Regions from separate parts of the Mus musculus genome. Here regions 1 and 2 are each linked to region 3. The links are chromatin loops, found by intact Hi-C in ENCODE. Cell type or tissue: left cerebral cortex. All regions are shown on one strand.

What was found. A loop is a pair of places that touch in the nucleus more often than their neighbours do. Peaks named below come from ENCODE experiments on the same cell type or tissue, not always from the same donor. Only the 100,000 strongest peaks of a DNase experiment are listed, where the experiment ranks them.
Region 1: a loop joins it to region 3, with 7 times the contacts of the local background. A loop is called at or near these places in 11 of 42 quality-filtered maps.
Region 2: it touches region 3 in a loop (8-fold over the local background); 5 of 42 quality-filtered maps call a loop at or near these places.

What each region holds. Positions count from the first base shown.
Region 1 is chr13:81,943,183-81,945,682 of GRCm38, forward strand. No RefSeq gene overlaps it. Among named protein-coding and RNA genes, the nearest start is that of Gm41009, 57 kb to the right of the region's middle. In left cerebral cortex, a CTCF peak has its summit at 1,017 (motif pointing right); DNase peaks (open chromatin) are centred at 1,039 and 1,827; H3K4me3 peaks cover 1,395 bases; H3K27ac peaks cover 1,731 bases.
Region 2 is chr13:82,940,691-82,943,190 of GRCm38, forward strand. No RefSeq gene overlaps it. Among named protein-coding and RNA genes, the nearest start is that of Gm33073, 180 kb to the right of the region's middle. In left cerebral cortex, no CTCF peak of the experiment used is centred here; DNase peaks (open chromatin) are centred at 1,094, 2,252 and 2,463; H3K4me3 peaks cover 253 bases; H3K27ac peaks cover 2,500 bases.
Region 3 is chr13:83,522,739-83,525,238 of GRCm38, forward strand. It overlaps Mef2c (myocyte enhancer factor 2C), which reads left to right and starts at 2,005. Exons shown (of 11, transcript NM_001347575.1): 1 at 2,005-2,342. In left cerebral cortex, no CTCF peak of the experiment used is centred here; DNase peaks (open chromatin) are centred at 1,050, 1,753 and 2,000; H3K4me3 peaks cover 2,318 bases; H3K27ac peaks cover 2,500 bases.

The DNA of each region.
Region 1 (2,500 bases), 1.6 Mb before region 3:
AAAGGTGTGTATTTCTTATTTCTGAAATTTTTATTATTCTAAAAATTATTTCCAAATATTAATATGATTTCCAATTTATTCAGATGTGTGTTACTATTTGACAAGTTGGCCCTTCCACTGAGGACTGATATATATATATATATATATATATATATATATATATACATACACACACACACATATATATATATATATATATACATTTATTACTATTAAACATCAACATGAGTTGATGAGTGTTTACTTCATAAACCTGGGGTGTAACTCTGCTGCAACAAGATTAGAACCCTGAACCCCGAGAAACACAGAGGCTGATATTGTACATTTTTTGCTATGTTATTCCTGCAGAGAAGATTAACTCTCTTCATGTCATTATTTTACTGATTAGAGCAGTGTTTTTAATATTGTGGGGTATGTTAGTATTTGAAACACACTATTGATAAGGCTATTTTGAGTAATGAAGTAACTGGGCGGATGTTACCATCTGTGAAACAGGAAAACTCACTATCCACATCTGGACCAGATGTGAGTCAACCTTTACCCTGTCTATTCATTGTCTCCTTAACTGAGATGCATACAATACATATGTGGTTGCTTTGTTGAAAAGGCTCTGTGGATATGCTTGCTTTTTTTTTTAAAGCGATAAAACAAACTCCTAGTAATTGTAATTTTTCCATGATATTGTGGAGCAAGAATACAATGATTAACAATATTTCATTGCTTATTTTCTTAGCATATATAAACCAGGACATTATTTTTAAGGACAATTTTGTGAGATGTTAGAGAAAAAAGTGCCATACAAAATAATTGTAGATCACTTTCGACAGTGGGTGATGCTTGGGCGTTTCATAGAAAGTTGTTGTATTCTCTTATTACAACAAATGATTCCAAGCTGGTTTCTTTGGGTTTGAGGTGGGCCCTGAAATTCTTTATATCAAATTCTGTTAAAAATAAGAAAGGAAAACAATAAATGGTCTGGTCTTCTTTTTCAAGTGACATTGTCATTTGTCCAGAAGGGGGCGCTCTCAGCCCGTATGCAGCAAGAGCTCAGAGCAGACAGTCTGATCTGCTGCGAGGAAACTGTCTGAAGGGAAAATATCAACACAAACCATGCGTTTGCCGCTGGAGCACGCTGGACCTCATCTGCTTAAAAAGATGCACGGATATAGTCATCACAGTTCATAATTTAATAAACTGCTAAAAAAACCCACACATTTTCATTTTAGCGACTTTGGTCTCACAACTAAATTCGCATTGCTACAAAGACATTTGAATTTTGCACTAATATGTCATGAGCACGGCACCCACTGCAAATTAATGAGTCTCTGAATAGCACTGTGCATTTGTCATTTGAATTTATGCTAATGTAGTGAGGTCTCCTGGTGATGCTGATAGTCCATAGCAGCCGCTTGAACCAGAGAAGATGTCGGCACATCTCTCTCACTTTATAATGCGATGTCCTCTCTTGGCTTTTCTGTCCTGTCACTTGGGCGGAGATCCTGTAACTGGTTATTGATAGGGCTGCTAATTATCTTTGACTTTACACTATTGGCCTGACCCCCAACACTGGGCAGAGGTAATGGATCAGTGTTGAGAGAATTATGTACATCACACAGTGACAGCCTCGGACCAGGAGGTCAGAAGGAGTTCACTGAGAACCAATGGTATTTGCAAGGGATGTTGATATAGAAACTGTTGACGATTTCCAGAGATATTGTGTAATTTATGTCAATAAGTCAATCTAAGAAAGTCTACTTTTTGCAGATATGATGAACAGCATTTGTTTGTATGTACAAAAATTAGAAGCTCCCTACGCCTTCGTTTTCCTGCTCCTACTGTATTTACATTCAGTCTAAGACAAAGGTCTTAGCACTGCTTCTGGCTATCTGCATCTTCATTATGGTTGTACCCATTTCCCGTTGGTCATGTGTATGTAGTGACACATTTGAGTCTAATGGTAGGATTGCTGGCATATTGGGCATGTTGTAGGAAGGAAAATGAACAAATTACAAGCACTACAGAATGGAACATCAGTTAGTGACAAAAGGTTCTCAGTGTTTTTATCTTTAGCCCCAAGACTTAATTGTGAAATTAATTCCCCCCCCCTTGATTTAGTACTTATATTTGCCTCTCTTCTAGTTACTGAAAATAAAAATGGGCAGTTTACTCTAGTGTATTCAGAAGAATCAGATTTTATGATTACAAATAAAATGAAAAAGCAAATAAAAACTTGAAAGCCCCAAACAAAAGTATGTGTGTTAATTTTGCACCTTTTAAAATTTGTTTTTCGATGGTAGAATGTGTGGTTCGCCCCACTCCAACAGAGACAAACATGCAAACTTTTCTTACTATATTATAACAATTAAAGCACACATATGAGTTTTGATTAAAATATACCATTGTTACCATCCATTCCCAGGTCAAAAATGAAGTGGAGATAAATAAGAGAATTCTTGGATTATCTCCAGTAGAAAAGGCATCCTCTGGCTGATTGGGAGGA
Region 2 (2,500 bases), 580 kb before region 3:
TTTCCACATAGCTTCTAGATAAGTTCATTTGTGTCTTTACACGTGGGCATGTTATTATGGATGTATATACACATGTGAATGTGTATACATGTATCTAGAAATACAATTTCCTACTAATTTTGATGAAAATTCCAGTTACTATTTTTGCATATGCCTGCCCACTGGAATTTAAAGTAGCTAAAGGAAAAAAAAAGAATTTTGATCACACAGTGCAGATTTTCTATATTATCTTTGCATTTCTTTCACTCAAAAACCTAACAGGCAAATAATTCTTAGCAAATTTTCCTTATTGATTACCATCTTCTCCAGGTTTACCTGGAGAGCTACTGGAAGAGTTAATGCCTTCAATTATTCTATTTTCATTCATTCCAGCCCATACTAACTGGATTTAACCAGTACAAACTTTTCGATTAATTTAATTTCCCCCATTTTTAAAGCACAGTTTAAGAAAATGTGTATATTAGTAAAAAATAATATGCTTTAAATGTGTCAAATACAGTTTTGTCTAAGCAAAAAAAATTCACAAATTAGTAATTTTATCACCAATCATCTTTTGTAGTAGGAAAAGTAAGAAAGAAATGTCTTTGGGGATCTTGTTTTTCAGTTGATACTAATTAGATTTTTTAAAAACCAAGTTTGAAGCTCATACTGTTCTGGCTTCAACAGCGCCAAATGATAATCCAAAGTGACATACATTTCCTATAGCAATAAAATTTTGGCAGATAAACTCCCCAATGAGAAACAACGATTTGTATGCTTAGATGAATTTGTGATAGAACGCAAATGAAGAAAGAAAAAAGAACAGAATTTTAAAAAGTAATTGTTCGGTGCCATTAATGCCCTCTCCATGTTTTCGAAAAGTGCCTAAATCCATGAGCATAGCAACATCCAGGACAGGATACATAGTGCATCACTGATGCACCCCGTTCTTGGAAGCTGGAGAGAAAAACTGATTGCTATTTACATTGAAATTCATTCCTAAAAATCTTGCACCCCTTCCCTTCATTATGCAATGTCGTCTTGGACCTGGGCGTCTAGAAATGTGGAAACTGTAACACTTTGACACACCATGTAAATGAGGTATCACTGTAACATGCTATTTAAATGACGTTTGGAACAAACACTCAGCAGGAAGTTTGGAAAACTTATAACGAGATTACCTCATAACTTTTTTTATAAGAGTATTCTTGTATTTCCCCCCAGCCATCTTTTAATTCCAATAAGAAGTATACCGTTTGCCACACTCACTCTCCAGCAGCAAAGCTGAGCACTGTGTTATTGCGGCAATTAGTCAGTAGCTGAGCCGGGTGTTTGAGCTGCTCTTTATTTTGTTAGACAATATTTGACTCAGGGCGCCTTTGTCTTCCTGGTGGAGATGTTGAAATGGGTACTATAAGTCTGAACCAACATACTATTTCATATTATCAGTTCTGAAATGAGGCTAGTTTGGGGTGGGAAGAAAAAGTTCAAGATTGTCTGTGACCTTCCTAGTTTTTCTTTTGTTTGTTTGTTTGTTTGTTTGTTTGTTTTTAACCTTTCATTTCCATGGCTAGTTTGGAGATGTAGAAAATGCAATCACAAGTTTTAAGAATAATTCAATTTAAAGTTTCTTCCTAAAATGAAATCAGTTTATTTTTAAATACCATGATTAAATGCAGTTAGGAATGCAACAGGGAAAACAGAAGAAAATGAAAATACCTTGTCCTGGTTATAGGGACCTTTGCATGCTTGTGTTAGAGACAAATATATATATATATATATATATATATTTCCCGTTTATATATATATATCACAAATGAAAGAAAAATAATTAAGGTAATTAAAAAGTCAGACATAATATGAATCCCTGTCAGAGAAGGAATTTTAGTTTATTAAAATTAAATTATAGCATCATCCTTCTAACATTCAAGAGATACTAGCAAGAGGCACAGTAGCCTTCGTTTTACAATGGCTACAGCTTTTGAAATCTAATCACATCCCTGGTGTTTTACTTTCTATTTTTTTTTTCTGTTATTTCTTTCTTCAAACGTCTTATTGTAGATAAGTAGTCCATGTGAAACTTCTTTCTACAAGGAAGAAGAAAGTAGAAACATCTAATGGGGAAAAAAAAAAGTTTCACCGGGCTAAACACTGACGAGCAAAGATCTACCCAGTGAAGTATCTGGCCAACAAGCCCAGACAGTCTCCCAGCAAAAAAAGCCAAGATCTCTCTGAGAACTATTTCGGTCTCTGTGCATGCTCTCTAAATAGCCTTCTGAAGAATTTCCCAAGGAGATTTCTTCCCAGGGCACTTGGGAAAGGTTCCTTGCATTGGGTGGGCTTTGAGGAAAGAGTGGATGAAAGCCTCCATTAGGTCAGATTGCTAAAGATAGCTGCCACTCTATCCTTCAATTCTGACAAGGGGAAAACAAGAAACAAAAACAGTCCGATGAAGCGCCGGAGAGCTTTCTGAATCTTTCTAAGAGGTTCCAAATTGAAGTCTGGCTAAGCTAACACCGGT
Region 3 (2,500 bases):
AAACAACTTTCTGCTTTCAAATGAAGCCTTCCTTCGGAGGGTGCTTAAATGTTGAGTCCACTGCTCTGATAGAAGCTACTAACTTCAAACAGCACAATGAGGCAGGAGGCTTTTTTGAAGCACAATGCCCCTCTGCATTAAAATAGTACTCTGCAGGCCTACTGGAGAGCTTCCCGGGAAATTCAGCCAGTTACTGGGTTAAACATATACTTTCGAAAATATTTTTAATTAGCTAGATATTTCTATGGGCTACTATTGTCTACTCTTGTATCTTCTACATTATAGTACTCTGTGAACTTTCTCTTCCTCTAATCATAGTATTAAAAATTAAATGTTCATATTTTACACAAGCTACAGTACTCCTGGCATGCAATCTTTCACTATTTTGAGAATGCATAGGGTTGACTTGTATATAGTTGATATATTTAATCTTTAGCTTTTTAGGTGTGGTCGTGATATCTAGTACCTTTTTTTTTTTTCTAAGTATCAATTCTTTGTTAACCTATATTTTTACTATGGAAAATTATTCGACAGCTTAAACCTTAACCTAAGAGTTCTTATCAGTGTCTGCTCCTGCTTCCTGTGCAGCTGAAACTCTTCAGGATAAGTGAAGTCACCCGCTATCTATCGGTCAGGGGAGCCTAATGCATTTGGGAAGTTGTTTTTGGTTTACTTGCTAATGACCTGGATAAAGTCCAGTAAGGTGTGGAGGGAAGGAGGGGGCATTCTCCGAGGAAGCTGTCCTCTCAGTAAATTTGTCCAGATTGATTCGAAAGTTAATGGCCCGGGGATAAAGTCGAGATTTCAAAAACTTGTAATTAATTTATTACTAACATTGGAGGATCCTTTCGGCTCACTTTCTAGCCTAGCCCTCCTGACTCTCAAGGCCAAAAGCTTTATACATTCTGGGCGGGCAGGAAGCGCACGCTGGGATCGAGGCTTGCAGACATCCTGGATCGTGGCTTTTACGCGTGAGTAACGGAGGCGCGCGCGGACCGGAGCAAGGATGAAGTGGCTACTGAGAATCTAAAGGGGGCGGGGGGGGGGGGAGTCACTAGAGCAGCTCTTAGGGTCGCGCTCCTATTGGTCAGAAGGAAGATCTCGACTTCAGAAGGACTTTCCTGCTAGCTGGCTTGCAGCCTCCCCGGGGGAGCGAGCGCGCAGGAGCCTAGCGTCCTCTGTAGCGGCGGGGAGAGAGGCAGGGAGCCGCCGCTCCCCGTGTTGTCTTCCCTTTCATGCAATAAAGAATTGTCATTAGGTTTGCGTATGGCATGTGCCATTACCCCACCGTAAAACTAAAATTAGCAAAATGTCAGGAATGGAAAGATTGATTCACCAAGATGCAATTATCATTTAAAAGTGCTTGATTGAGGTACTGATGTTCAGTGATTTATTCTGCATACCATATACATAATTAAAGTAGTGTAGTGGAGTAATTTATCAATCTAGTTGAGACTGGAGGGGTGAGGAGGGAGCTGCAGTATGTTTGTTTTATTAAAATGTTGCGAGGTTCTAGTCCCGCCCCCCTTTTGCAAGAGTGAAACTGATGATTTCCCCAGCTCGGGAGGAGAGGCAACGGTTTGGGCTGGTTGGGATAGAGAAACGGAAAGGAAAAGGCAGCGCCAGGCAAAGGCAAGAATAAAATGAATTGGGGGACAGGGGTAGCACCGGAGCGTACGTGCTGCTTAGAACCCCAGCCCCGTGTGCTCCGTCTTGCTTGCCGCCCCCGCGTCCCCTCCCAGTATCCTTACATTCCCCCCACCCCCCGCTCTTTTACACGACCTATCTAAGGCTATGAGCTGCTCTCCTTTTCCCATTCGTCTCCAGTCACTTCCTTCCTGGACACAGTTTTCTGGACGAGTCTGGTTACTTTTAATCCCACCGGCCACAGACAACCACTTTCTCCTCCTCTTCCACCTCCTCCTTCGCTTCCTCCACCTTCCTCCTCCTCCTCTTTCTCCTCCTCCTCTCTCTCCTCCTCCTCTTTCTCCTCCTCCTCTTCCAGCGGCTTCGGTGCGCGCGCGAATGCGCAAGCCCGCGCGCGCCTCCCCCTTGCCCCCCTCTCGCGCGCGCACACACGCACACTTCGTCTCCAGCTCTCTGCTCGCTCGCCTCGCAGTCACAGACACTTGAGCACACGCGTACACCCAGACATCTTCGGGCTGCTATTGGATTGACTTTGAAGGTTCTGTGTGGGTCGCCGTGCCTGCAGCTTTGAATCAAGTGGAGAAGCACTTCAAGGCTGGACAAAGTAAAGATTATTGTTATTTTTTTTCTTTCTCTTCCTCTCTTTTAAGAAAGGAAAATATTCCAAGGACTAATTTGGTCGTGTCTTCCTTCATGTAAGTACCTCTGACATTTTTCCAAAAGAATAGAAATAGCTTGTGTATTGTCTCTGAAATCTGCACCAATCTCTTCCAGGCACTGGGTCTATCTATCCAACTCCTTTCTGGAAGGCTTAAGTTAAGGCTTGTTGTGCATTCTTTTCTTTAGACTCTAC